2 separate regions of the Homo sapiens genome follow, and region 2 is linked to region 1. The links are chromatin loops, found by intact Hi-C in ENCODE. Cell type or tissue: HepG2. All regions are shown on one strand. Links, peaks and the distances in the headings refer to the core of each region. The heading gives the core; the rest is flanking DNA. Region 1 overlaps HDAC4 (histone deacetylase 4). Region 2 overlaps HDAC4 (histone deacetylase 4).

Region 1 (14,961 bases), core at 4,977-7,476:
GTAAATATGTGGCATAGTTCCAGGAAATCGTAAAGCCCCAGTAAACAGCAGGTCTTACGACAATCATGAGGGTGAAACAGACGCGAAGTCCTGACCAGTGAGGCCTGCCCATCGCTCTGGGGGAACCACATCCTGATGGTTGGATCTGGTTCCCAGTGCTGTGCTTACGGTGGAACACCAGGTTGGCGGGTGCCCAGGTGTGCCAGGAGGGTGTGTGTGCAGCACGGAGGAGCTGGGGTGTTGGGGGCTGTGTGCTCATGGTGCTCAATCTCCCGGCTGTTCCTCGGTCCATGGATGGCACCTTCCCCTCTGCTGACCCCTTGATCGCTGGAGCCCCCCACTCTGGGTTTCCCCAGCCCCACACACTGCTCACCCTGCCTGGCCTCCTCTGCCGGTTCCTCTTCTCTCCAGCCTCTTTTTCTGGGGCTCGGTGTTTCTTCTCTTCTTTGTTATTTCGCTCCCTCGTTATTTTGCTCCATGTTGTGGCCATAAATGCCACCTAACTGCTGACAGGCTCAGGATTCTATTTCCAGCCAGGCTTCTATTTCTCAAGCTCTAGGCTCAACTATCCAAGGTTCTAAATAAACTAACAGAGAACTCGGCTCATCCTGTCCAAAGCCAAGGCCCTCCTGCCCTGCTCCCCACCCCCCAGCCTCCTGCCTCCTCTGCACCATCTGGCATGTCCCCAGCAACCCTTCCCTGCTCTCCCTGGCCCACCTACCTGTCACCCCCTGCCCTGCCCCTCCGTCACCCCCAACCTCCCTGCCCTACCTTCCTAGTTGGCGCATCTCCCAGCATCCTGACATACGCCATTGTATGTCTGTTCTCTGTCCCCACCATGAAAGCCCCTGGAGAGGCTGGCAGTGCCTGGCAGCCCATGTAGACAGTGAGGAGTGAAGCAGGTGTTTAGGGCCACGTGGGAGCTGCGGGTGCAGAGCAGCCATCCCGGCCCAGCACGAGGCAGGACGTCCCGGGTCCTCACCGCCCAGAAAGCAACGGGCTGCTCCATGGGGCAGTGGTGGACTGTGCCCTGGGATCCTCTGGCAGAGGAGACCGCAGAGGAGGTCCACCAAAGTGCCCTGCGCTTCCCAGGGGGGTGGGGGGAGTCTCACTTTGTCAGTTTTGTGTCTCCCCAGAATATTGGGGAATGGTTTGAGGCGCCTGGCTTCTGCAGGCCGCACCACTGTCACCTCCATCATTGGCTGGGGTCAGGGTTTGGGACCAGGGCTGGCGGGCACTGGGTGGGGTGGGGCCTCCGGATGAGGCCGCGGTTCCAGGCAGCACCACCAGGTGGCGATGGAGTCCACGAGCCTCCCCAGCGGGGCCTGGGTGTGGGAGCAGCCGGGTAGGGTGGGGTGGGGCGGGGCAGGTGGGGGTCCCCGCCAGGCGCGCCCACCCCCTAGCCTAGCAGCCCCGCTCTCCTGCGGGCTCCCCCGTGGGCCAAGTCTCCTAAACTGGGCCAGCCTGGAGTCAGGTGCGTGCAGCCCTGCCACTCTACCTCCTTGCAGCGAGGCCTGGAGGGCGTTCCACGCGTGGGCACCGCGGCCTTCGGAGGCCTCCAGAGTCGGCCTCAGTGGGCGCGTCCTCCCTCCTGCTGGAGGGGACTGGACACCGTTAATGACAGCGAAAATCGCCTGGAGTTGATGACATTAATCTCCACCAGGCCTAATGAGCAACTCAGTTCCCCAGGCCAGCTGTGGGAGGGGCCTTGGGTGGGGGCAGAGATTAGCAGAGGGGCTAGGTGCCAGTGATGCCAAAACCCCAGGGGAGGCAGCCAGGGGTTAGGGTCAGGGGTCAGGGGAGGTGGGGTCCCCAGGGGAGAGGCAGCCAGGGGTCAGGGGTCAGGGGAGGTGGGGTCCCCAGGGGAGAGGCAGCCAGGGGTCAGGAGTGAGGGTTCAGGGGAGGTGGGGTCCCCAGGGGGAGGCAGCCAGGGGTCAGGGGAGGTGGGGTCCCCAGGTGAGAGGCAGCCAGGGGTCAGGGGCTCCCAGTCACTCAGTTGTGAAACGTGCAGTGTGTGCCACGTTAAGTCTTCTTAGCTCCTTTGCCAAGCAGCCCGAACATTTCAGAGGTGCAAGAGGGCAGAGTGCCACTACCTGAATGCCCCTGCCTGGCCAGGCGTCACTGTCCCTGTGGTGATGGGTGGGATGCAGCTGGCTTTTGGCGGGAAAGAATCTCTGGACAGGGTCACGCAGGCATCCTTGGTGAATCTGCAGTCCCAGCTCCGCCTGGGCCCAGCGGGCTGGGGGAAGAGGGTTTTCCTGCTGCGACCCACAGCAGAGGCTCACAGGCACCACAGTGGGGACAGGGGAAAACAGCGCAGCCACAGGAAGGATCCAGGGACTCAGGCCAGGCTGCTCAGGAGTCTCCAACCTGCTCTTGCCCTGCCCTGCTCTGCCCCGCCCCCTCCTGCTTCCTGCCTGGTGCGTCTGGCACGCAGGCCCGGGGAGGGTGCCCAGCCCTCCTCTGGGGGGCTTTCTCCTTGGCTTCCCTCTTGCCTTTGCACTCCAAGGCCGGCAGGAGGACCCTGCCTCCTCACCCATCAGTCTCCCAGGCTGGGCTGCTGGGCACAGTCCCGACTGCAGGTTTGGCACAGGGCAGAGCGTCGTCCCTGAAGCAGCAGCACGGGGCCTTCCCAGGCTGGGTAGGGTCTATCCAAGACCCTGCACTTGTTCTTCTGTGTTGACCTTGGTAGCTCAGCCCTGACCTCGGGAGTACCCCAAACACTCTGTGAGCACCTCCTACCGCCCCAGGTAACAAGACCTGTCCCTGAACCGAGGTGCCCTGCAGGAGAGAAGGAAAAACCAATGGAGTAGCAGCAGCAGAACAGCCAGCCCCACTGAGGGCCGAGCAGGGGGCTCAGGACATCGAGGATGGGCTGAGGGCTTCAGAATCATCCCGAGACGCGGGGAGCTGACCTCCTTGGGATCAGATGAAGACCCCATGCCCTCCCCCTAGAGAACTTTGCACACACAGGCCCTCCCCCTAGAGAACTTTGCACACAGTGTTCAGGGGGTCCCAGAGCTCTGAAGCCCCCACAGACTGTTGGGGCACCCCAGATGCAGAGCCCCTGGTGTGATGGGCCGTCTGCCGGCAGGTGGAGGGTGCCCTCTGGGGTGCTCGCCTAGGCCGTGTGGGTTCTCTGTCTTTCCTGTTCGCTGCATTTGTGCTGCCCTGGCATCCGGGGTCTCACTGACTGGAGGAGGTGCCTCTCCAGGGCTGGCGGATTCCTAGGGATAGAAAATAATTCCCTCGGAGCATGTGCGTGGTGTGTGTGCAAGCCATCCAGACCCCCAGCCACCCCTCTCTCCCACTCTCCCGTGGTGCGTGTGCAAAGCCATCCAGACCCCCAGCCGCCTCCTCTCTCCGACTCTCCCTTCAGGACCTAATCACCCCCTGTCCTAATCAGCCCGGGCCAGGCTCTGACAACGTGGAGCAGACCCTGCCCCCGGGGTCTGCTGATCCTGCCTCTCCAGAGTGGACCACCAAGAATGGCTCTTCCCATGTCTCTCGCTCACTCCTTCGGCCTCTGACCGCCCGGGGTTCCCCGGCCTACTGTGCGGTGTGCTACGCCTCCTCCTGGGAACGGTGGGCCACGAACTGTCTTCTGAAGGCCAGTGTTCTGCTCCGTTCGCCCCACACCTGAATAGCAATGAGACTGCACCCGGGCTGCCCAGCCCACGGGCACCCAGGACCATGCATTGGGGGATTCAAATAGTGAGTCTGTTCTCTCACAGTTCTTTTAATTTTTTTAGTATTTATTGATCATTCTTGGGTGTTTCTTGGAGAGGGGGATTTGGCAGGGTCATAGGACAATAGTGGAGGGAAGGTCAGCAGATAAACATGTGAACAAGGGTCTCTGGATTTCCTAGGCAGAGGTCCCTGCCGCCTTCCGCAGTGTTTGTGTCCCTGGGTACTTGAGATTAGGGAGTGGCGATGACTCTTAAGGAGCATGCTGCCTTCAAGCATCTGTTTAACAAAGCACATCTTGCACCGCCCTTAATCCATTTAACCCTGAGTGGACACAGCACATGTTTCAGAGAGCACGGGGTTGGGGGTAAGGTTATGGATTAACAGCATCCCAAGGCAGAAGAATTTTTCTTAGTACAGAACAAAATGGAGTCTCCTATGTCTACTTCTTTCTACACGGACACAGTAACAATCTGATCTCTCTTTCTTTTCCCCACATTTCCCCCTTTTCTATTTGACAAAACCGCCATCGTCATCATGGCCCGTTCTCAATGAGCTGTTGGGTACACCTCCCGGACGGGGCGGCTGGCCAGGCGGGGGCTGCCCCCCACCTCCCAGATGGGGCGGCTGGCCGGGCCGGGGCTGCCTCTGTTCTCTCACAGTTCTAGAAGCCAGAAGGCTGGGGTCCAAGTGCCTGGGGGACCATGACCCCTACAGAGGCTCTAGGGGAGGCCTTCCTGCCTCCCCCAGCGTCTGTGGCTCTGAGCACTCTGCGGCACATGGCAGCATCCCCCCCAGGCTCCTCCATCTCCCAAGGCCCCCTTCCCTTCTCCGTGTGTCTCCTCTTCTGTCCCCAGTAAGGATCCTCCCACTGGATTCAGGGTCCCCCTGGAAAACTCAGGCTGAGCCCATCTGGAGAGGCCTTCACCTATAACTACCTCTGCACAGGTGCTTTCCCGAATCAATCCACTTACCGGGTTCCCAGGGTAGGATGTGAACACAGCTTTTGGACGGAGGCTGCCATTCAGCCCACTACTGCCCTTCTCAGTGAGAAGGGGCTGGTTGGCAGGAAGGAGAGGGGGCTCCGGACACACGGTGGCAGTGCCCACCCCCGGCTCAGCCCAGGAAGAGGCCTTGGCAGGACAAGGATGTTGCTAACTTCGGGGACCATCAGGCTCAGCCTCAGGCCTTGAAGTACCTGCCCATCCATCACCCTCCCGGTTACTCCCTTACAGACTCAGAGCACTGGGAGCCACCTCTGGTCCTCAGGGTAATGGAGCCTTCTGGACCCATAGCTGATCTCCCCCTACTGAGAAGTGAACTGGCCATGAGGCCTCATGAACGTCCATACTCAAGTCTACCCTGAGAGAGGCTGGCATGCAGCTTGCAGAGGAAAACGGAGGGCGGGACTCAGGCTGTAGGTCACTGTCTGGAGGAGGCACATGCTGTGCTGAGACTCTGCAGACAGGCCAGGCCTCCCCGGCCACCTCTGTGTCTCTTGAGGCGGAGGAAGCCTTTCCTCCTCCTCCCCGTATGCTGCTGATGGGAGATGAGTGTCTGGGGGAGGGAGGCTTAGAAGGGAGGCCCCACTGACCTTCAGGCTCACAGGATGAAGGGGAGGTCACCAGGTGGGGAAAGGTATTCCAGGCGGGGGAACAGCCTGTGCAAAGGCCTGGAGGCAGGAACTGGTTTGTGCCTTCAAGGAGCCCAGCCGGCAGGATGGAGCTGGCTTTCCCATGCTGGCGGTCAGCGTGATGCTGGTCTCCAAGACAGCCGTGGGCCCACTTGTGTGAAGCATGTGTTCTGTGTCTGCGTGGGCTGAGGAGAGCTGAACAGATGCCAGTCGGATTCTCTTTTGAGGGCAGAAGGCGCGAGGCAGGACTCTCAGTTCGGTGGCAGTGGGCATATGGGTGTGGGAGACCGTTTCTGCCAGGATCTGTAGGGGAATGCAGGAGCCCAGGGCAGAGGAGTTGGGAGGGCTGGCAGAGGCAGGGGGAGCTGGGCGAGGTGAAGCCCGGAGTGACACAAGATGCCCAGTCTTTCAACGCCCCATCCTCCTTGGTCCCAGCCACAGGGGGTTTCTGTCCTTGCAAATGAAGAAGCTTGACTGAGCTGAGAGCTCATAATTCTGCTCTTTTGTCCAAGATGTGCACTTCTCATGTTTTCACCTTTCTAAAATTTATCTTAGAATTTGTGGCACCAAAAGGACGGGGGTGTCCTCTGCTCCCCTCTCTCATGGTGCAGTTTTGGTCTTCCAGCAGGCGGCTCTGAGACCCCGGGTTCGCTGGGGGTGCCGGTGAGCTCCTCCCATGCGAAGGAAGGGAGGTGGCAGAGCCGGGCAGAGGGAGGTGCTGAGCCGTGACACGGTCTCAACAGAGGCCTCAGCCGGCCCCATGGACTCAGCCCTGCCCTGCATGACAGTGAGGGCCTGGCCTCTGTAATCCCACGTGGACTGCTCCTAAAGTGTGGGCTACCCCGAAGGCACCCCTCTCTCTCCAGCTGAGGGTGGTTTCTGGAAAGGGGTGGAGGCTGAGTCCGAGGCTGAGCTGGGAAGTAGAAAGTGGCCTCAGTCTGGCAGGGGCGCTGGGGGTGCATCTCAGTGGCCCCCGGGGGCTCCCCTAAGACTGCTGTTAACTATCTTCCAAACAAGGACTTTGTAGAACAAAGCACGCATTGTGGCGTCCATAACAACAGTGACAATAGCCATTTGTGGCCAGAAACTGAACTTAGTGCCTTTATACTCATTGCCTGATGCCATTCTCAGGACAGTCCCATCTGGAAGAGTGGCAGGTCAGGTGAGGTGGTTCAGCCCGCGTCACCCTCATGCCTGGGGCCTGGCATTCTTACTGTAAATGACTGGAGGCTCCAAGTGGCTTTACTGACTCTCTGGTGGCAAGGGCTGCCCTGGCCGGCCTGGCCAGACAGACACAGCCCCCAGGGAGAGAGATGCTTTGCCCACCTGACTAAGGCCAAGGCCTCCTCTGGGTGTGTTCTGCACATGGGGGAATGGGGACCGGATGTCCTTTGGGATGGGGGGTGAGGGAGCTCAGAGGAATGTGCTAGAAAATACTGTCCCTGCATTTTACCTTTTTCTTTGGGGCAGCTATTGATTCCTTGAGGAAACCGTGTTCTGTGGCCGAGGCAGGGAGGGCAGCTTTAAAGTCGATTCTCAGGAATGTGAATACCATGAATTAAGGGTGGTGTGTACTCCTGACGTCAGAAAAGGGGAAACCTAGGGATCCACAGTCTAGATCTGGAAGAGGATGCTCGAAAATTTCAGCCCCTGTCCCCGCAGACTCCTCGGAAGGCATGGCTGGGTTTTTGTTTGCTTTTCCCTCACACTGTCTTAACACAGGCAGGGTCCACGGGTGGCCGGCCCTCTGTGAGTCTCGCCTCCCAGGGCGGCCTTGGTCAGTCGCCCGCCGCAGACGCTGCCCACTCACCCAGCACCTAAGTACCATCCAGTTCCCAGCTGTTAAATATTCCCAGGTGTTTCCAGTTGTTCATTCAATAATGCTGAAATGAGCGTCTTTGGACACAAGAGGTTTTCCGTAACTAGGTTTGTGTCCTGGGCACAGGTGCCCAGAAGTGTAATCAGGTCCGGGCACAGCCGTTTGCAAGGCTCTGAAGGGCTCTGCAGCCTCTCGTGGTGACGGTCCCCCAGCCATGGTGCTGAGGGCCGTTCGTGTCCACACACCCTCCCCAGCATTTAACGGGATAGATTGTTGAAATATATACAGGCCCCAAATCGTTTTTCTCTTTTACTTTTGCTTGCAATTTTTATTTTGTTTATTTTTTGAGACAGGGTCTCACTCTGTCACCCAGGCTGGAGTGCAGTGGCATGATCACAGCTCACTGAAGCCTCGACTTTCTGGGCTCAAGCGATCCTCCCACCTCAGTCTCCTGAGTAGCTGGGACCACGGGTGTGCACCACCATGCCCGGCTCATTTTTTAAAAAAATTTTTTGTAAGAGTGTCACCATGTTGCCCAGGATGGTCTTGAACTCCTGGACTGAAGCAATCCTCCCGGTTTGGCCTCCCAAAGTACTGGATTATAGGCGTGAGCCACTGTACCCGGCTACTTGTAATTTTAAGAACTACAGACAAAGCTTGTTAGTTTTCTGTATGTTTATCACACAGTTGTGTCTCATCTTTTGGGATTTGTCCATGGTTTTTAAAAAATTTCTACGATCATTGCACAGATTGTCAACACTGGCCCTGGCTGTCTTGGTTTGGTACGTTCCATTCATTGAGACTGGGGTTATTAAATCGCCCTAGAAGTTTTCACATTTCTATTTAGTCACATTTATCAATGTTAAGTCAACCACCCTCCCCGCCTCCACCAGCCTCAGGGCACCCACTCCCACCAGTGTCATGGCAACCTGGGAAGGTTTACATTTGAGTCATGTCGACGCCAGGCCCCACACGTGAGCACTCACCGAAGGTAGTGGCAAGACTGCCACTGTCACCATATGGGCCCTGTGTTGGGTCTGTCACTAGCCTCTCATCTCCGGGTGTAGTGATTCCGGAGGGTGCTCTCTGCTAGAAAAAAATACATCCCATTTTAATCACTCCATCAATCTTGATTTTAAACATTTTCCTGAAAGCTGTCTGGGTGGGATAGTAGGAAGCCGACAGGCTCATGAGGACGTTCTCACTCAAACAGGTTGCAGGTGTAGGGGCTCAAATCTGTTTACAAAGTCAACTTCTGTGTGTGCTTTAAAGAGAATCGAATGGGCCCCTCATTTTCCTTGGAAATACACTTTTCATGGCAAAAGAATGCCTTTGGCCATGTTCCTTTTCAAAATCAGTGTGCCTTGCTGTTTGGATGTGAGGAGTTTGTTAGCCCCGAATCGTATGTTCCTTCTTCATGACTGTCACTGGCAGTGGGGAGCCACCCTCCAGTGCACGCAGAGCTTACACTTTGCATGAAGACACGTCTTCCTAAAACAGACGATATAACAAACCTATTTTCCTGTCGCAGCTTTTTTGATTTGCATGGTTCTTGGGACTACTGGAACAAACTTCCTAGTATCATGGGAACCTCCTCCACCTGCCCACCAAACTTGGCTTTGACTAAAACTCGGTTTTGTGATGGTACAATACAGAGGAAGTCTAGATTTAGAATGAATTTCCTGGTAACTGGTTTGTGAATAGAATATGGTTTGCGTCTGTGCCCCTGCCAAATCTCACATTGAATTGTCATCTCCAGTGTTGGAGCTGGGACCTGGTGGGAGGTGATCAGATCACGGGGGCCGAGTTCCGTGAATGGCTTAGCTCCATCCCCGCTCGGTACTGTGGAGTGAATGAATGAGCTCTCATGGATCTGGCTGTTTCAAAGTGTGTGGCCCCTTTCCCATCTCTTGCTCCTGCTCCAGCCATGGAAGACGTACCTGCTTCCCCTTCTGCCATAACTGGACGTTTCCTGAGGCCTCCCCGGAGGCCGAACAGATGCCAGCCTCATGCTTCCTGTACAGCCTGGGGAACTGTAAACCAATTAAACATCTTCTCTTTATCAGTTGCCCAGTCTCAGGTATTTCTTTATAGCAGTGTGAGAACGGACTCATACGGAATATCTGCAGTTTCTTCTTGCCTTTCTAAAGAGGCATGAGGGCCTCTGGGTTTGGCTGGCCAGCTCTCCATTGCACGGCACACCTGGTGGCTCCTGCCAAGTCGCTGCCAGCTGGGACCAAGTTAGAGAGGCGCCGCTTAGAGAGCTGCCCACTGTGACGCTTCATCCGTTCCCTCTTCAGCAGCCCTTCCCACCTGGAGCTTGTAGGAGAATCCACGATGTTCATCCGTGTGATTATTTTTTATTTCTGCTGTATGCTCCTGTATGCGCCTGGCCTAACATCTCTTCGAAATGTCTTTTTGTATTTCTAGTGATTCCGCTTGAACAGCATCTCATCAGCTTCGCAGCTGTGCACGCAGCCATTACTTGTAGAATTCTCCTGGTACCTGTGTAAATTTTATCCTTAGTCCTCCAGTAATTCACTAGCCAGACAGCACAGTGCCAGCTCCTGGTCTGGCATCGTTTGGTGACTTCCTTCTGGTCATGATACTCACCTTGGACCTGTGTGTACCACCTTCTTCTCTGGGGAAGGCTCCCACGATTGCTTCTAGGAAAGAAGAGAACCTCCGATTGGCTAGAATGTGGTTGTAAGGGCCGGCCACCCTTGCTGGTATCATTAGTTGGCTGTGCCTACCCAGAGAGTCCAGGCAGCACCATCCCTGACCCTCCGCCTTCCCACTGGCACAGATGTCTTTCAGGTAGAGTGTGGACCTCATAGGAAGGCCCTGGGGGTTGTGAGGTACCTGGGTACAGTGGTTCCTCATGTGTTGGTAAGGTTTGCAGGTGTTCTTGGTTCTGTGGCAGAGACTCTGGTGTCTCTCAGTACCCACCCTCCCTTTCTTCTGTAACAGCAGAGCTGCTGTCTCCACTTGGACAGGTGGGCACCTGTGGAAGACTGCACATCCTGGCCTTGCTTGCAGCTGCTGTGGCCACAAGCCCCAGGGGGTCTTAAGCAGAAATGCTATGTGCAGCATCTGGGGAGAACCCTTAAGGAGCCATTCTGGGTTCTGGTGCCAGGTGAGAAGGCCCGAGAAGCAGCTAGGCAGGGGGTGGGCTGTGGTCCCCCCAGCAGGAGTAGGAAGAGAGAGGCGGTGGCAGAGGCTGCCGAGGGCCCCTGGGAGGCTGAGAGCCGCGGCTCCAGCCTGGCCTCCTGCGTCTTTAGGGAGGTGGATTTGTCAAGGTGGTGAGGAGCCCACATTTCTGCATAACACTTTTGGAGCTTGATCTGTGTCCACATACTTGGGCATATGGCGGTCTCCACTTGAACCCTGGCCCCTGGCCCTGCGAATATCTGTGGTTGGCTCGGTAGATGTGTGTCACCCACGCAGACATTAGCTTTGCCATCATCTGTCATTTTGTCATATATCTAACTGCCCATTACTGGGAGTTGTTTACTTTCCAAAGGGGCTTTACTAATAACTTCAACACTGTAACACATTAGTCTGAGGCCCCAAGTACATATTAGGGACTCAGTGTGACTTCAAAGAGCAGCTGCATCCAGATTGAAACTAAGAGTGTGTCAGGGACATACAACTCCCTACAACTGCACCCCAGAAGTTTAAGTGGAACCACTTCCTGGGTCCTCCCAAGCTGCATTATGACCTGCGCTTCCTGAGAATCTGATGTAAAAGACAGCATGTGTTGAAATTATAGCACGATTTACTTGCAAACCCGAATTTCCATTTTTTTGTACACTCAGATATCAGACAAAAACTTTTAAGAAACTGAGAACACCGCAGCATTTTAGTTTTTGTACATAAATCCCAAGACTTGCACGAATTACAATGCCACACTTCTTTTTTCCCACATTTTCATATGAATTTATTTTCCATCACTATCAGAGAAATGTTCTTGCATTTGAAATCAAATCAACAAGTTTAATTGGCCAGAGAGTTCCTTTTAAATAGAAATTTTGAGTGCATTTAAAAATAAACCTTCAAGTCTCATATATTATTCAAGTCTCATATATATAGTATAAGTATAGTATATATTTATATTAAAGTCTCATATATATATAGTACCATATAATATTACCATCCTTGGCTGGGTGCAGTGGCTCATGCCTGTAATCCCAGCACTTTGGGGGGCCAAGATGGGCAGATCACCTGAGATCAGGAGTTTGAGACCAGCCTGGCCAACATGGTGAAACACCATCTCTACTAAAAATACAAAAAAGCCGAGCATGGTGGCGTGCGCCTGTAGTCCCAGCTACTCGGGAGGCTGAGGCAGGAGAATCACTTGAACCCAGGAGGTGGAGGTTGCAGTGAGCCGAGACTGTGCCATTGCGCTCCAGCCTGGGCGACAGGGTGAGACTCTGTCTAAAATAATAATAATAATAATAATACCATCCATAAATTATTGGCTAAAGGATCTCGTATCAATGGGACGCTGAGTGGAAACCCTTTTCAATCTGTAATTCTAACCTTTACGTGTTTACTTTTTTCTAAACAAAGGTGTTGGGCCTAGAAACTTGGTAACAGTTGCTTGCTTGTGGTGAATGTGAACGCGTTGAAGTATTGCATTTGTCAAAATGGGATGGCAAGAAAGCATTGCCGCCTTCAAACCCCCAGTGAAATAATGGGCCCAGTGGCCTCGTGGAAGAAGAGTGGGCCCCACCTCTGAGGGGCTCCTGCTAGGGGTGTGAGCCTGAACTGGCCAGTGCTCTAGGCCCACCCTCCTGTCCCTCCTTTACTTGTCAGAGGAAAGGGCTAGGACACAGCGGATGTACAAATGCATAAATGGCCGGATTTCTTCTGCAAATACATTGCAAGAAAAAAACCAAACCAAAACAAAACAAAACAAAAAAAACCAAAACAGCAACAAAAAAAACCTGAAGACAATCTGAAACAATGGGGAAATCTCAACATTGGCTGAATATTTGATCATGATACGAAACTGCTCACTTTGACAGCATGATAAGATACTGTGTTGTCTAAGAAAAGAGTCTATCTTTGAGAGAAATCTACTGAGATATTTACAGATGAAATGATAAGATGTCTGGGATTTGCTTCTGCCTCCTAACACTCCTGTTTGTGGTGAGGAGGGGGTAGACTAAACACATTTGGGAGTGTTTACAGCTGTTGAGGCAGGTTGATGAGCACACAGGGCCTCAGAACTAGTCCCCTTTTGTATGTGTCTGACTTTTTCAGAGACAGAGGAGAATCTAAAGACCAGAAGATACTAGAAATTTATGGTGGATAAAGGATTAGCATCCCAAAATAGATTTTAAAGCTTTCTAGTTCACAGCCCCAGTAATGAAACAAATGGGCGGAGAACAAATGGGCGGAGAAGACAACCCAGGAATCCTTCATTCCATCTGCTTATTGGGGAGCAATGATGTCTTCATCTCTTGGGCTAGAGGAGTAGACCAGCTTCCAACTTTCTACTCTAGCACATGAGATGGACAAACCCAGGGAGGCGCTGCAGGATCTGAGCCTGAGGGTCCTTGGGCCTTGAGCAGAGGAAGCCTCTCCCGTGAGTGTGGGCTGGCCTCCTGCACTGGCTTCTATGCCCATGGAGATGAGGCTATAAAAAGACTGGCTGTGTCTCCTGGTGCATTCTCCACTTGCTCCTAGATCACGTGCTGTGGGAGACGCTGACGGCAAGGCCTCGAGGCGGCCCTGTGGAGAGGCCCATCAGGCGAGGGAAGGTGGCCACCTACAGCCACAGGCATGTGCCTGGAGGCCAACCCCCAGCCTGGTCCCCCAGCAGCTGGGCCCCCAGAGGAACCCTGGCTGAGCATTTGACTGGACCCCCAGGGAAGACGAGACAGGGACCCTGCTGAGATGCACCCAGACTCCGGACCTTCAGAAACTCCAAGGTAATAAATGTCTGCTATTTGAAGCTGCTAAGTTTTGAGGGAATCTGTTGCAAGCAATAGATAACTAATATACTATAACCAGTAAACATGCCAACTGAATCAGTAACAATAACAAAACCACTCCAGCCTCAGTGGCTTCAGGCTCCAAGTACCTCTTCTTATACTGGGGCCGACTGAGCCCCCCTTGCCACAGGGCTATGCCTTGGGGCCAGCAGGGCCCTCTGCTCCAGAGGCCTCTTTCGGGGGCTCAAGGGCAACCTGGGTGCCGTGGGCTGGGTTTCTGGGATGCAGACTGGGTGGGCTTCAGTGTGCAAGGTGGTTGAGGTGTCCTTGGGTTGGCAGCTGTGACAGGGGAGGAGGGAAGGCAGTCAGCCTAGGGAGGGGCTCAGGCACTTTCCGGGAAGCCAGCAGGCCTTGAGTTGTCCTAAGTTGGGCCAAGGTGGCCTGGTGCTTACGCTGCCCGGCACCCAACTGATTAGTCACTGGATGCGGGAGCCTGGGAAGGGGCGCTGCTGAGGGTCAGGAGCTGTGGCTGGTGTTTGGACTCCAGTCTCAGAGGTGTGTTTGCCCGGCTGTGGGCAGGTGGCTAAGCCTGGGCCCTGGGCCTCTCTCTTTGGCCTTGTTCTCTCCAAGATTATTTCCAGCTCTCTATGGCTTGGTAAGTGTTTTGGGGGAGAAGATAATGTAAAGATTTAAATTACTGGACATTTAAAATGAAGACACTCCTATGGGACCTGATTATGCAGGCAGAGGGGGACGGGCCTGCCGCTGGTCTGGGTCTAGGGGCCGTCCCCATGGGGTCCAGTGATTCCCATGCAGCCATCCGGATGGGACCCAGGGCACTGGCCATTCGGCCCACAGGGTCCCAGACATGCGAGAGCCAATGAGGAAGAGAGCGCACGGGCAGAAACCAGAGCTGGGAGGGCAAGTAACGCAGTCTTTATTTACACCACAAGATAACACGTTGCGTGATGTGGTACAGAATACTGGACTCCAGTGAAGTGGAAAGAAGGTGACCGTCAGAAGAGGATATCATTGGTCGGTGAAAATCCACCCACACAAAACAAGACAAGAATGAGAAAACCAAACACAAAACCTCCAACTCCACTGAGCAAAAGAAAGAACCATCGGGCACGTCCAGACAATCCAAGAGAAACGGATTAAATTACAGAGGTGAATGGTGGCCACGGCCAGTGCGCAGCTCACGGCGGGCGCGAACAGGCATCAGGTAGGTTACAGTGTCGTTACAACTTGGTTTTCTACCACATTCCGTAAGAAGCTCTTGGGTGAGTAAGGTTCAAGCCCCCTGTATAGATAGATAGATAGATAGATAGATAGATAGATTATATATGTTTGTCATTCTCATCAATTGGAAAATAGCGCCTCCACTATGGAGCACACACGGCAAAAAAAACAAACAAAAACTGTTCGCTTTCTTTTTCTTTCAATAGCAGACTTTTAATCAATGCCAGAGACAAAGTGAGGCCGAGCTAAGAACACGCTCAGCTTCGTTACAATGAAGAAATGGTTTCCTTTCGATGCAAAGTATAATTGTAAACCACAGTGCTCGCACAGTTCACGACTGCTTAAAGTGAAATCTTAGCCATACATCACCTAAAAGTAATTAAAAAGTCAACACAGCTGTGCGGAAAAGGGGACTCTTTCGAGTCCGCCCAGTTCTCAATCAGAATAAACCGTCACAAGGCCAGTGAGGGCGGGCGGCGCTCGCCTGGCCCGTGGAAGGAGATAAAAGGAAACAAACAAAACAAAACAAAACAAAATTCCTCCAAATCAACTCGAGAGAGACAGGCAGTTCACTGTGAATTCTGAGTAGTTTCCCTAAAACACTGTTTCCACATAAATACAATAAACTCTATTATTGG
Region 2 (14,961 bases), core at 12,457-14,956, 66 kb after region 1:
GGGCAGGCGGCCGCAACTGCTAATGCAGGAAGGAGCAAATGGCTCACTCTGTGTTTCGTTTCTTTTTTTTTTTGTTTTCTTTTCCTTTCTTTCTCTCTCTCTCGCTTCTCTCCTCTCCTTTTCTCTCTCTTTCGCAATAAAGACAGGAAAAAGGCGGGGGGAAACATGGAGAAAGCTTCCCACGGATAATCCCATGGAGTCTAAAAGGGACATGCCGAGGGCTGGCAGGGCTGGGAGGCCTTTGGGAAGCTCAGAGGAGCCGCGGGGAGCCGGGCGTACGAGAGCAGGCCAGGACTCCGCTGGGCGAGGCCGAGCAGGGACACCAGCTCCTCACCCAGTTGAAACTTGCGGTCACTGGAGAGGAGCAACGCAGGAGCTGATCTGGTTTGAAAAAGAGGTCAAAGCACTTTACAGCTCCCATTTCCCAGCGCCGAGGAGTGGTGAGTTTTCCGTGTTCCAAGCCCCACTGTTCTGCCTCCGGGAGAGTTTGCAGCTGCTTTCGGGGAAGGTGGCTGGCTCTGCTCACCTGCTCTGCCCTCCCTGACAAGAGCACCTGCTGTGTGCCCACACTTCGGCTCCCGAGGTCTACTTTGCTCCTCCTGACACCCCAGGAGGCTGGCCCCTCCTGGCTCTGGAGGAGACATGAGGCTCAGGAGAGCTGCATCTGTGCCAGCGACAGCAGGTGCATCCCACACCAGGGCAGGGGTCTGCACCGGCCTCCTGTCTGTCTTCTTCCTTTTGGAAAACAATGGGAAGAAAACACATCCTGCCGGTGGCTGTACCTCAGGAAGCCCCACGGCCTGCACTGTTCCCTGCCCATGCCAACAGGCTACCCTCTCTGCCCGCGTCCACGTGGGGAGCTTTTCCATCAGCATCTGCACACCCAGACGTGAGGGTGCAGCTCTCATCTGCTGTGCCTCAGATCTGGATTTAACACTTGGGAGGGGCTGCTGGGCTCACCCCCTCAGCTCTGAGTCTGCACTTAGCTTTCATTTGCAAATGATAAATTCTGCCTTGCACAGGCGTGCTGGCTGCAGGGCAGTGCAAATTCAATCCTTTTCAAGTCTGGCCAAAAACATGCCCCAAATTAAGAGATTGCAGCCTATTTACAATACAAAATAAAATAACTCTAGGAGGGCTTGGTGGTGGTATGAATAAATGCCGTTTATTCTCTTTCTGACGGGATAATTTTCAAAGCAGTGATTTTTATAAAAACTCAGGAAGAAAACAATTTTGTTTCATTTCCATAACAGAATCCAGACCTTGAGCTTCACCCTGCGATCAGTGATTACACACACACTGCACCGTTTCGGCTGCAGCGGCTCCTGCTGTCCACCGGCTCCCGTCCTCCCTGCCTGTAACCGTCTGTGGTGATTCGCGGCACTGCAGGACCATGATGGCCCGGATCTGCTCGGACGCTCCGCCTCAGCTTCTCATGGCCGCCCTCGCTATTGCCACCCCTGCCCAGGCTGCATCAAGGAGGTCAGGGGCCAGGGGAGAACTCTTTTGTTATTGAGAAGTTTGATTGCAAGACCTGACCCTTCCTGTGTGGACGGATGGGCAGATGCCCAGACTGGAAAGTCCTTGTGAACTTATGCGCCCAGGCCAGGTCCATATCATCAGCTCGTAGAAGCCAGCACAGCCCAGTGATTCATATGCCCAGGCCAGGTCCATATCATCAGTTCGTAGAAGCTGGCACAGACCAGTGATTCATATGCCCAGGCCAGGTCCATATCATCAGCTCACAGAAGCCAGCACAGCCCAGCGAGTAGCCCTACAGACTCCACGTGGCCCATGAGTATCACGGTCACTGCACTGGGAGCCCCACCTGTAGCTTCGGGTGGAAACTAGGTACAGAATACAGAAGCACGCATCCTACCCGCACCATACTCGTGGCCTGATGTGAGCAGATTACTGCCACAGACTTCGAAGGGGATGAGATGCTGGCTGCATACAGGATCCTGTTTCTTAAAGCGAGAGCCACTGCACCCCAGAGCCCCAGCCACCTGCGCCAGACAACCTTCCCCAGAGAAAGGTGCCCGAGTCGGCGATCAAAACGCTCTCGGCTCACACGGCCTTTGAAGCCGCACATGGGCAGCCCCTGCGTATGGAAAACACCTGGCAGCAATTATTCACTTTGAGGGAAGCAAGGCTGCGATTTCTGTGACCACTGGGACTCGAGAAGAAACAGGACATTATTTACACATTAAAGGAACACTTACCCCAACACCACCGCAAGGGAGCCGGACGAACACGGAGGCGAGCGAGCCTGTGGGGGGGAGGGAGACGGTCAGAGAGGCCAAGGGCACGCGGCCAAGGTGCTCGACAGGCCCTGGGCGCACTCCGGGGTCTTCAGTGGCACTTGGGCATTTGTGGGACAACGAGGGGCCACTGCTCCCCCTTGTGACACCCTGTGGCCCTGCTGCAGGGTCAGTGTCTGGCCCTTAGAGGTGCCTTGACTCCTGTGAGGGCTGAGCTGGGTCACAGACCCTGGTGGGGACACCTCAAATTGTTGTGGCATCAGCCTGTCAGGGGCCCAGGAGAGGCACCAAGCCACTGGGGAGCACGAGGTACCCCTGGTGGGCGTCTGCCTGCAGCCCGTGCCCCTGAGGGGCTGTATCTAACAGCAAATCCTGCTCCAGGACCCCGAGCCTGGCTCCTCAGTGAGCTCCTAGGGCTTGTCTAGCAGCCCCCTCCCATGGCAAACAAGGGGCAAGTCCCGGGATTAAACATGGGTCCTGAGGCCTCTTAGACCCTGAGATCCTCGGGAATGTATGCAGCGACAGCCCCTCCCTGCGACACAGGCGGAGCGTGTACAGCTGACTGAGGGCTCCAAGGACGCTGCAGCTGCACGCCAGGCCTCCTCCCATGGAAATCGGGGCCCTCGAAACCCCCACCCCACTGCTCTGGCACCCGCGCCTGCTCCGGCAGTGAAAGTGCTCCCAGGACAGGGGTGCTGTCTTTTTCCTGTTTGACCCAGTGCTGGCTGAATGCACGTCACCAGCTTAAAACCCATCTGTGGAGGACAAGAGACCCCCACTAACCAGGGGCGGGACCTACCATTCCTAGCGGCTGCCTGGGCCCCAATCCCTCACTCTCCGCAGCCCCCGGCCCCTTCCTGGGCTGGAGCTGGAGTGACATCTCACATGCTCCAGGGAGACTGGCTTGATGTAACAGGCTCCTTTATCCAACGTGGGACCCCACTTTCTGGCCTCAGCTGGGCTGTACCCCCCGCTGTGGGGCTCCTCTCCCATTCTCAGCCTGCTCCAGAACAGTAGCCTCCACTCTGTGTGCTCTGGTCCACGCTCCTAGGGCTGGCTGCCGGGGGCCATAGGAAGGAGTTGGCCATAGGTCCATTAGGGCCTGTCTGCCTCTTGCCTGGAGGGCTTGCCGGCCCGGTTAGCACGAGAGGAACCCTTCCTCAGGGAACAGCGTGCCTGGCTGGGAAGAGCAACTGCGATGGCCCCAAGCTGCAGGAGAGTGGCTGGCACAGACGAGAAGCTAAACAGAGGCCTGCTTGCCTTAGCCCACGGATGCCCGCACCCCCTACGGACGCCCACACCCCACCGACAGATGCCTGCAACCCCCCCCGACACCTGCAACCTCCCCACAGACGCCTGCACCATCACCCCACCACGGACGACTGCACCCCCATCACCCCACCACGGATGACTGCACCCTCCCCATGGATGCCCGCCCCCCGCCCCGCCCCCATGGACACCCACACCCCCCATGGACGCCAGTACCCCCCACGGATGCCCACGCCCCCCACAGACGCCTACACCCCCCACGAACACCTGCACCCCCCACGAACACCTGCACCCCCCACGGATGCCAGCACCTCCCATGGATGCCAGCATCCCCCACTGATGCCCACCCCCCCCATGGACGCCAGCACCCCCCACAGACACCCACCCCACCCCACGGACACCAGCACCCCCCACGGACATCCACACGGACACCAGCACCCCCCACAGACACCCACATGTCCCACAGACAGCCACAGCCAGGCCCTAGTGTGAGGCCCGATGCACAGAGCTGACTCAGGCTCTTCTCACTCTGTGGAGGTCACAGATCTGCATCAAGGCCGGAGGCTTGTAGAATGGCCACGTCCACGGCCCGGGGCTGGGGAGCTGCCATGCCAACAGGGAGCAGGGCAGGAGGCAGGAGGCAGGGGGCAGCAGCTGCAGCCACTTTCAGAAGGGGCTCAGGGGCTCCCAGGCCCCCCAGGCAAAGGGAGGATAGGCCCGGCCCCCATCTGCTAGGAGGGCCCGGCCAGCTGAGGGGCGCAGGCGCCATGCAGATGCTGTGACGTTTTCCAGACAAAGGCCTACGTGCTCGGAGGAGCCAGCCTGTGTCGGAGGGAGCCCGCGCTCCTCTCCACCTGGCCTGGCTCCAAGGGCAGGGTCTGTGCCCGCCTTGTCCCTCCTCCCTGCCTGGGCTGTACAAGGCATTGAGCCAGCAGGGGCTTCAGTCGGCCCTGGCTCTCCCTGCAGCGCTCAGCAGGCATGCCTCGGCCTCTGGGTCCTGGCCCTCACGCCCACTGAGGGCAGCAGCACCAGCATGCCTCCCCTTCCTGGGCGCTGTCCTGGGCCTACTTCCTCCGTGTCCATGGCTCACGGACCCGCCACTGCCTGGAGTCGTGGCTCCTGACCCTGGTTCCCGTGTCCACATGTCAGCGTGGCACATGGGACAACATCAGCTAACACTTCTCGCCTGAACCTCATGGTGGTCAGCCCTCATCCCCGCAGGCATGTTGGCCCTGCTCTCCTCTGTGCCTTGGTGACAGCAAGTAGTGGACGTGGGGCTGACCATGCGGGGAAGCGGCCTGCACGCCGGACCCCTTTGGGAGGTGCTGGGGCTGGGCAGGAGCTGGCGGGATGTGGTGGGCAAGAGAGCTAGTGCGCAGGTGGAACGAGACTGAAAAAGGAGGAGGGCGTGGGTGCCAAGGTGCCAAGCCACCTGCTGTCCTGCTTGCTGCCCGTCGTCTGTAGTGGGGTCACCTAATGCCAACCTCACCACAGTGGGCGGGTGCTGCCTTGGAAGGGCGGTCATGGCCTTGGTGAGTGGCTGAGTAGCTGGGGCTGGGAGTGGCTCCGTGGGCCACGTCCTTCCATCACTGACTACTCCAACGCACGGGAAAGACACTGCCAGAAACTAGGGAGCTCGTTTTCCAAATAATGCACGCGCTCAGCTATATGAATTCACAGTAGACACACGTGTCCAGGTATCTGCAAGAGACTGAATCTCTTTGAAATCATAGCCAACCATGTCTACATTAAAACCACAAGTCATCCGACTGTTTTGAGTTTGCTCATTATCTAGCAAAGACCAAAACAACAAAGAAAAAGTACACGATTATGCATCCAAATGCATGCGTATAGGAATGGAGTTATAGGCAGAGTTTTGGTGACAGTTGTGAGGAGCCCAGCGGCCTCCTGTGGTTTGGAGCCACAATCACCAAGCCCAGGCCACGAAACGTTCCAGCCTGGTGACAGGGCCTGAAGCTCTGCAAACGACCAGCCTTACTACTTGTCTGTTTGCCGCGGGCTGGCAGACAGGCGTTCTGTGCCTGGGGCAGGGAAGGCTCGGCTCCAGCCATCCTCTCGCTGCTGCTCCTGCTCCCTGGCTGGGAGGAGGCCCTCGCTGTGCCAAGTCATTTTCCTGCCGCACCCTACCCTGAGCATCACCGGCACCCACTCGCCAGGGGCCCAGCTCTGCCCGGATGCAGCACCCTGCCAGCTGACATGAGCAGATGAGCCACGTGACTTTCAGTGACGCCTAGGGCAGCGGCCAGCCTGCCTCAGGCCCACGAGCCAATTCAGCCACGCCTTATGTGTGGCATCTCACCACATCAGAAAGGAAATATGAAGGCCCTTGCACACGGCTTAGCGGCTTGTGGATTCCATTAAAAGAGGAAAGAAAAAAAATCACACAGTAGTGTTTAAACACCTCATTAGGGTTATGTTCACAAAACTCAAGATAATCATCAGCTATTACCATGTCTGAAATACTTAGACTGATGATAATGAAGTTTCTGGGTTAGGACAATTGTCGGAAATTCAAAAATCGATCTTGAGTTGTGAGAAGGTAATGGGAGAGGCATCCTCACAGGAATGTGAACAGATTTTAAAGCACAAAGCTTTCCAGGAAAGAACAAGAAATAGAATGATCAACCTTCCTGTAAACAAAAGAAACTGACTAGAATGGTTGCCTTCGGAGAACAGGAATGGTGCAAAGGGATGCTGCAGAGACACTTCAATAAAGAAACCAAAAACAAGAAAGGGGTCTTCCTTTTTGATCATCTCTCTTAAACTTTGTTTGAAACTAGCTTAGAAACCTAAGCAAGGTGGTGGAGCTAAGCCTGCCTTCATCCTTCTGCTGGTGGAGCTGGTCCTGCCTCCATCCTCCGCCCACTGAATTCCACAGGTTTGAAAGACTGAAGGTGGTAGGGGATGGACCAACAGCCGGTCCTTTGAAAATGGATGAAGGTGTCAGGAGCAGCCGCCATTCTGAAAGGCGTGGAGGTGGGCGCACAGAACTGCGTGTGTGCAGGACACGGCCTGATGAGCTGATGCTTTGAGGCTGCTCAGCAACTCCCACGCCTGCTGAAGCCCCTGCTGTGGCAGCCCCGGTGACATCGAGGCAAAGATCTTGTCCCCTCATGGGGCCCACAGGCAGCCCCTCCCATGCTGGAGAACCCGGCCAGAAGCTGAGGTGTTACATGGGGAGGCAGTGACGTTTCCTGGTAAGGACTGGAGAATCCTGAGGGACAGCACACTCTAGCCTCAGTGCCTCGATGCATGGCCTTTGTCCACCCAGCTCCCGGACAGAAAGCCGCCTGCCCTCTCTGCCGCCCTTGCCCTCTAGGGCTCCCTTCCCCAGCCCCAGCGGTGCTCCCCGCCTCCGCTAGGTACTCCACAATCCATGCGCCATCTTCTCCCCAAGGAGCGCGTGCCCCCTTCCTAGGGGTAGCTGCATCAGCTTCTCCCTGCAGGGCGATCTCAGACTTCCTGGCCGCCACCCTCTCACAGACCACCCAGTAGAGGCCGGCCTCCATGATGGGCCTCCCAATGTTCTTTTGCCCTGGGACAGCGTGTCCTCCGGTGGCTTCCTGAGGAAGAACAGCTGGAGGGTGAAAGCTCTGGCCCTTGCATGCCTGGAATGCCTCTGTGCCACCTTCCTACTCACCCGGCAGTTTGGCGGGACACAAACTTCAGGAGGGCAATGAGGCGCCCTTAAAACTGGCATGGCCGCAGGCCCCATGGAGTCTGCAGGTGCCCTGGCTCTCACCTGTCCCTGCATTCTGAGGCTCTGCTGTTTCTCCCTAAGAGGGTCTTTCTTACCCCTGGTGGGTCCCTGCAGCCCAGAGACTCTGCCTTTGGCCTGGGGCCTTCTGAATTCCAGACACCTCCTCCTGGCCTCTGCCTTCCCTGGGAACTCCTGCTGTTTGGACCCTGCACACTGCAGTGAGCTTTGGCCTTCTTCTCCATCATCTCACTTCCCAGTTTCCCAGAGCTGTCACGTTTTGCTCCAGTTTCTGGGAGATGACATCACCGTATCTTCCAGTCTGAGGAGGATTTTCTTTTTCTGCGGTCAGGTGTTTAATTTTTGTCTTCTCTGAACGTTCTGTGCTTTCCCCTTTTCCACTGAACTTGTCCACGTTACGTGGATGTGGCATCCTCTCTGAGGGTGCTAATGGCAGCTGGGTTAGTGCCTCACACTGTCTGCCCCCAGCCTCCTTCCCCTGTGTGGCTCCAGCTCCAGGTCCCTGTCCAGCCGTTCCTCGGGCCCTGGGTCCTCCTTGGTTGTCCGCTCCTAAGGGGGAAGTGCCAACGGCTGGGTGGAAGCTCTGGGCCCACAGGGGGTGATTAGCCGTGAGTGCCAGCATAAGGGATCTCAGGGGCTATTTGTTGGGAACCCCTGATGTCAGCTTCTTTGGGGCTGGTCAAATCCACAGAGGGGTCTCCTGTCTGCTTGGACGGTAAAGGTCAGCATGCTGGCAGCCCAGTGGGGAGGGGTAGGGGCTTGGCATCCATGCCCTCATCTAGAGCAGCTGTCTCCAGTCCAGGAAGCCCCTGTCTTCCACCGTCCCTTCCAGAGGGACGGTGGAAGGGTGCTGTACCCCTTCTAGAGCAGCAGCAGGCGAAGCCGCTGTGTAGGGAGTCGGGGCCCAGAGGCCTTTCCACCAGCTTTGGCCCAGGCCCTTGACTGAGTGCCTCCCTGAGTCCATAGCCTCTGCAGTTGCTGAGCCTGAGCTGTCGGAGTCTGTGGGGTGGGTCGGTGGCCCTTGTCCCCGGCACTAGCTCAGGATCCACCTCGTGAACCTGCTCAGCCACACCCCGGCCCACCTGCTTCCTACTGCTGTTCACTCCCTTCTCACTTTCCCCAAACTTGAGGCTTCTGTCCTTTTAGAAGCCTCCATACCACAGGGCAGGGGGGACTCCGGAAGCAGCGTGACCGCCACCCCAGGCCAGAGCCCATGCGTGTCCTCACAGCCCTACTGGCTCCATGGTCTGTGACCCCGTCTGTACCTACAGGGCATCCAGTACAGAAGGTGCCCTCGGCGAGTGGATGAAGGCGTGAGCGAGTGAGTGAGTGAACGCATGAAGGACTAGGAGTGCAGGTCTCTGTGAGGCTGAGTCTGCCGGGCACAGGCCTGGCACGGAGGACACCTCCTGCAACGTGTGCCCTGCCAAATGCAGTCAACGAGCCAGGCACGGCCCACCCTCTCCTTGCCCCTGCAACCCCTGCGTTCATGGTTCCTAGTTCTCCCTCTCTGCCTTCCTAGGGTCCTGCTCAGGGAAGAGCCAATATGCTCTTCCCAGGGCAAAGGCACAGAAGATGGGGAAGAAAACCAGTGGGCAGTGACTGTCCTGGTTCAGGGTGGCTGGGAGGCAGGGAAAGACGTTATCGAGGAACAAAGGGAGCCCTGGGATCCCCCATCCCCAGGTCCGTGTTCTGTGCCCTGGGATCCCCTGGCCCTCGGTCTGGGTTCTGTGCCCTGGAAGCCCCCGACCCTGGGTCTGGGTTCTGTGTCCTGGGAGCCCCCGGCCCCGGGTCCGGGTTCTGTGCCCTGGACACCCCCGGCCCCGGGTCTGGGTTCTGTGCCCTGGGAGCCCCCGGCCCCGGGTCTGTGTTCTGTGCCCTGGACGCTCCCCGCCCAGGGTCTGGGTTCTGTGTCCTGGGAGCCCCCAGCCCTGGGTCCACGTTCTGTGCCCTGGAAGCCCCCGGCCCCGGGTCCACGTTCTGTGCCCTGGAAGCCCCCGGCCCCGGGTCCACGTTCTGTGCCCTGGAAGCCCCCGGCCCGGGGTCCACGTTCTGTGCCCTGGAAGCCCCCGGCCCGGGGTCTGGGTTCTGCGCCCTGGAAGCCCCCGGCCCCACGTCTGGGTTCTGTGGCCTGGGAACACTGGAAGCCCCATGGAGCTGGCTGGGAGTTCACCTGCCTCTGCTGAAGATCCCTGTGGAAAGCCTCTCACCAGCTCCCCGGGCAGAGGATGCCCATTAGAAAGTTCTCTCCATGAGGCTAAAATTCCCCTCCACCACCTGTGCAGGTGCTTTCAGCCAGAGCCAAGACACCAGCAGCCTTTCACCCCTAAGCAGTGGACACTCCCTAGGCCTCCTCCTGGTCTTGCTCTGATGGGCCTTAAAGCGGAGCTCAAAACAACTTCAGGCTCCCTGCAGGGCAGGGCGGGCAGCATGCTGGCTGTGTTCCTAATCAGCCTCTCAAACCTAAACTCTGATTCAAGATGCTTCTAAACCAACGGTTCTCAGCCCAGTTTTTACACAAACACACCTGCTACCTGGCACGTTCATCAACAACCAGTGGCTTGTGAACAGAGGGTGAAAGGTTCCCTTTCAGGCCCTTTACCTTATAACCTGGCAGGCGACACCCACAGGTGCCCCAGACACAAGGGGTTGAGAGCTGGAAACACAACCTCAGGGGACTTCAAACCCAATATGGGAGGAAAGGAAGGTCCTGAAATACCTAGAAGTTTCTTACTGTCCAGTTTCTGCCGGTTGAGGGGGTTCGTGCCATACAGGAGGGTGTGGGCTTCCGAGTGCACCGTCTGTAGCTCCTCCAGGGTGGCCTTGCGTCCGCGGATGCACTGTGGGGACAGGCGAGAGGACACTCACACGTTCTGCAGAAGCTGCTGCTTCAGCTCCACAGACAGAAACTCCAACTGAAACCATTGCCCAAAAGGAAACTTAATTTGATACAAAAACAAGCATGTTATTTGGTTACTGCAAAAGAAGAAGCAACATCACCCAACGTGATATTTTAAAATATTTAAGAAATATTTTAGAGGGCTTACACTTAATTATAGCTTTGAAAAAACACTTTAAAAGATAATTCCAGCCTTCAATGCATTACCCTTCACTGTCGCACGAATGACTTGGCATCAAATTATTACTTTGCTTTCCAGCTGCCAGGGTCTGGTCTTAAAATAGAGGTGAGCTGCTGAGCTCCCTCACGTTCAAGGGAAACCCCAGCCGCGCTCCCGGAGTCTCTGAGCCCCAGGATGAAGCAGCCTTCCTTGGACCGCCCGGGGCCACAGCTGCCAGGGTCTGGCATCTGTCCTGGATGGCTAGCTGGCATCCGGCTGCGTCTCTCTGAGGTTTGGAAATTCTTCAGATTGAGATCCCTGGGCTAATTCAGATTTTCTCCAGAAATTCACAGGAAAATTAGTGTTCTTTAGTTGAGCTACATTTATTTAGCCTTTTAAAGGGGACGATGGCTTTGGACATGAGATTCGAGTTAACATTTCACATGGAAATGGCTCTCAGAGGGTTAGGCCACCACAGGATGAGTCAGACGCCACTCAGGTGGCCCCGGTTGTGGCTGTTACCTGCTTCCCCCAGGCCTGAGCAGGATCTGCTCTCTCCCTCCCGACTGCAGCCCTGCCCCAGCATCCGCTGAGCTCCTGCAGGCCTCGGTGTCCACCCTGTATGTGAGACCTGTGGTGGGCGAAGCTCGAGGGCTCTCTATGCCAGCCCAGCACCTGGGGCTCCTCTCAGACCACCAGGAGCCGTAGCACACAGCCTTCCTGCAGGACGCATTGCACCTGGGGGTCCTGTCCATGCAGGGTGGAGGAAGAAGGGGCGGAGCCAAGAACTCAGTCCCCGCCCACAGGGGAGAGACCTCCAGAGGGCAGGTGCGCTGGGCAGGGACGGATGCTCTGCGGGTTCTCTTCTCATGAACAACAATTCCACAAAACCGGGCTTCCTCTATGAAGGTCTCTTGTTTAACAAAGAAAAGATGTGACACGGCTTCCGGTGGTAAAAAACGACTCTATGGTCCCATCCACATAACCTAGTGCTGCTTCTACTTTGGGGACATAAGTCACATGTCCCTGGAAAGCCAGGCAGGAGGGACGTACTCTCTGGGTAGGGGTCAGGGTGCAGTTGGGGCCCTGGGCGGCTGCGGGGGCTTCTAATTTATTTTATTTTATTTTTTTTGAAACGGAGTTTCGCTCGTTGCCCAGGCTGGAGTGCAATGGCGCAATCTTGGCTCACTGTAACCTCCATCTCCCGGGTTCAAGTGATTCTCCTGCCTCAGCCTCCTGAGTAGCTGGGATTATAGGTGCCCACCATCACACCTGGCTAATTTTTGTATTTTTATCAGACATGGAGTTTTGCCATGTTGTTCCAGGCTGGTCTTGAACTCCTGACCTCATGTGATCCACCCGCCACGGCCTCCCAAAGTGCTGGTATTACAGGAGTGAGCCACCGCACCTGGCCAGGGCTTCTCATTTCTAATGACTTCAGGAAGCCCACATGTGTGTACAGGCACAGGCAGCTGTGGCCAGGGCCAAGTTCCCTCTGGACAGACGGGCCTAGGCAGCCCACGCTTGGGAAGGTCCCCGTAGGGGACCACAGGCTGTGCCCTGCGGTGCCAAGAGGCAGGTCATGTAGTGTGGACTTTGGGTGAAAGAACGGCAGGGTAGCCATGTGTGTCCTCCCCACTCAAAAGCGACCCACTGGATAAGAGACTGAATTGCAGAAAGAGAGATCTGACGTTAGACCACAAATGAAATTCACAAATTAAAGTTGATGTTAGAATAAGGCAAAGAAGAAAAGTAGAAAAACCCTCTCCTTACAAACACATGAAATGGACACAGAAAAGACACAGGATCAAAGCCCCAAAAGCTCTGCGACACCGCGACGGCTGGGGCTGCAGGTGCGCGACACCGCAAGGGCTCGGGCTGTGCGTGCGGGACACCGCGATGGCTCAGGCTGTAGCGTGCAATATTGTGACGGCTCAGACTGAGCACCTGAGAGGCTTTTCCAGAGCCACTCTGGGAGCGGTGGTGATGGTGGCCCCTTCCTGCTTTCTTGGGAGGCTGACCTCGTTATTTCTGTCTCCCTTTAATTCCTAGGATAAGACAGAAGGAGTCTTTGCTCCTTACAGCAAACACAGGCTTGGGGCAGGGTGCAAATCCCAGTGGTGGCCCTGGTCTCTGTGGCATCTGACTTCCAGCCCACCCACTTCTCCTCTCCTTCCTGGACACCGTGCCTGGAGGCAGGACAAACCAAGCTGGGCAAGCAAATTGGCCAGGAGCTGTTCTGGCTCCCGGGAAGCCTCTGCAGGAGGGCGGGGCCCGCACACACACATGGCTATACTCAGAGGACCCCCGACTGCTCAGAACGTGTGAGGCAGCTTCCCAAGGCCTGCTCTGGAGTGAGGCAGGGAGCGAGACAGCTGCACTGGGAGCCACGTCTTGCTGGGCCGGCCTGCCAGTATCGACAGGGTCCCAAGCTTGCAGAAAGTATCTCCCAGCCCACTCTCATCCTTCCTCACCACGCGAAGCCAACTCAGCAGTGTGAGGGGAGGGCCTCACCCCCCAGGCCTCCAGGCAGTCGTCTACCCAGAGAAGGGGTGCTGACTCTGAGGCCCTGCCCTCGGGCCTGGGCTTCGGTCTTGCTGTGGCCTCCAAGTGGTCCGCGGACTGGGGAAGTCACAGCCCCATCCACCCCATCTTCTCCTATCGGGTACCCACTCTAACCATGCCCCGTACCCATGGCCCCTCTGCTCGGCCATCTCAGGAGGCCAGTGACCCCTGGCAGGCTGGCACTGGAAGTCTGGTGGGTGACGTCACGTCCCCCTGGGCTGAGTTAGCACACTGCTCGCTCTGAACCTGGAGGGGCACCCGCACTGGAGAGCTGCCCCACGTGTGGGAGCAAGGCACTGCTGTCCAGGGAGTATGGCCTCCACCGCCTCTGTGGCTGTCTCCCAGCCACCTGTCTTTCTCCAGCTCTCCTCTCCCTGAGATCCTGCCAGGCTCAGGTCTTGTCCCACAGCCCCAACACCTGGGGACCCTCTGCCAGCCCCTGGCCCAGTCGTGGCTGGCACCTTCACCCATGGTGCTGAGGACAGGCAGAGGAGCCGAGGGCGGGCGGAGGAGCTGAGGGCGGGCGGAGGAGCGGGCTGTTTCTTCCAGGGTCTTTGCTTTCTCACTCCTCCCTCCCTTGCTTGCATTTGCTTTGCTTTTCTGGCTGAGAGACCCTCTCCCAATCCCCTGGCCTCAGCGGAACCTCCTGGGGGTGGGGGCACATGTAGGGGAGGGACAAGGAAGCAGGTTATGGAGCTCTGGAAGCCTCAGGAGGCCTTGGGCAGTCCCCAGAAGGGGCAGCAGGACAGCTGTCTGGTCCTGTGGAGGGAAGGGACGTGGGGAAGGAGTTTCCTGCAGCCAGTGTCTGCTGGGCAATGCTGCCCTCCAGTGGCACAGCCGTCCTGACCAGATCCCTGAAGCAGGTGCCAAGAGCCTCTACAGTGGCTCCTCCCCGCCTTCCTCCTCCCTCCTCCCAGAGGGCACTGCAGGAGAGGGTCCTGGGCCTGACTTTTAGAGAATTCCCCCCTGAAAATTATGTATCACCAATAAAACTGGTAAAGGAAACGGGGGGTAAGATGAGGCACAGATTAAAAGTTCACAAATATCCCAGCTTCTAAAGGAGGGCAGGCGAACCTGCAGGGCGGGACCCTGCAGAAACTAAGCCAGGAGACCAGAGGCCCTCCGTGCCACGCCAGCTCCACGTGCTCACTCATCTCTGCCACAGCCACTTGGGCCCTGGGCTGTCGGGTGTCCAGGACTGTTGGAGGGGTGGGTGTGGATGTTCCTGTCCACCCTGTGCGCTATCTGTAGGATGGTGGGATTCCTGGTGTGGGGAGTGGACATAGCAGGTCTCTACTGGTGGGCCCTGGCATGGGTGGGGCCTTGTGCGACCCTGCACAGTGTTGCCAGCCCCTCTCTACAGACAAAGAAATGGAAATTTGTCCAAGGTCACCAGCTCCCAGACGGGAGTCTCTTCTCTTCCTGCCCTCGCTATCAGCAGGGCCTGGCCACACCCTCCTCCCTGTCAAGAGCTCAAGATCCCCTGTGACAGCTGCCTCCAGGGTGAAGAGCACCAGCTGGGACAGCCTCACCAAAGTGCGGCCCCCGTCCTGCCCTCAGGTGTTAATCGGCTGATCCTTCTTGCCTCCTTGGGCCTGGGAGTCCACTGCAGCCAGATTCGGGGCAGGGCTCTGGTTCCTATCAGGAGGCGGGGCCGGGCCCTCCTTGTATGAGAACAAGTGAGGCCGCTGCCATCGCCTGGCGGCCAGGGAAACTGAGGCACAGCCAGAGCTGCAGCATCCCCGAAGCCTCCTCGTGTGACTCAGCCACATAAGGGAGCTGAATTCAAACCAGGCCAGGGCCCTGCCTGCAGCTCCATTCCCTTCACGACCCACTGCCTCGCCAGCACCTTAACTCTGAGGAGGGCCCCAAGGGCCTGAGGTCTCCCTGTGTTCTCGAAGAAGCTTTTCAAAATCTTAAAAAAAGAGAAAATTATTTTAACAAAAAGCCAACAGGCCTGATCTGAGATATAATCGGATCTCCCCGTGGCTCCTTCCTGGCAGCCCTGGGGGAGCATGGTGGGAACTGGTTTCCTTGGGGAAGTGACCCGGAGGCAGAAAGCAACAGC

The links. Hi-C counts contacts between places; a loop is a spot of excess contacts. Peaks named below come from ENCODE experiments on the same cell type or tissue, not always from the same donor. Only the 100,000 strongest peaks of a DNase experiment are listed, where the experiment ranks them.
Region 2: a loop joins it to region 1, with 7 times the contacts of the local background. A loop is called at or near these places in 38 of 110 quality-filtered maps.

Annotation. Positions count from the first base shown.
Region 1 is chr2:239,034,173-239,049,133 of GRCh38, forward strand. It overlaps HDAC4 (histone deacetylase 4), which reads right to left. Exons shown (of 27, transcript NM_001378414.1): 27 at 13,996-14,961. Among named protein-coding and RNA genes, the nearest start is that of MIR4440, 27 kb to the right of the region's middle. RefSeq lists an enhancer at 1,707-2,326. In HepG2, for the core only: no CTCF peak of the experiment used is centred there; a DNase peak (open chromatin) is centred at 6,399; H3K4me3 peaks cover 648 bases; H3K27me3 peaks cover 770 bases.
Region 2 is chr2:239,092,788-239,107,748 of GRCh38, forward strand. HDAC4 (histone deacetylase 4) reads right to left here. Exons shown (of 27, transcript NM_001378414.1): 16 at 9,989-10,109; 17 at 2,223-2,269. Among named protein-coding and RNA genes, the nearest start is that of MIR4441, 14 kb to the left of the region's middle. In HepG2, for the core only: a CTCF peak has its summit at 13,719 (motif pointing left); a DNase peak (open chromatin) is centred at 13,724.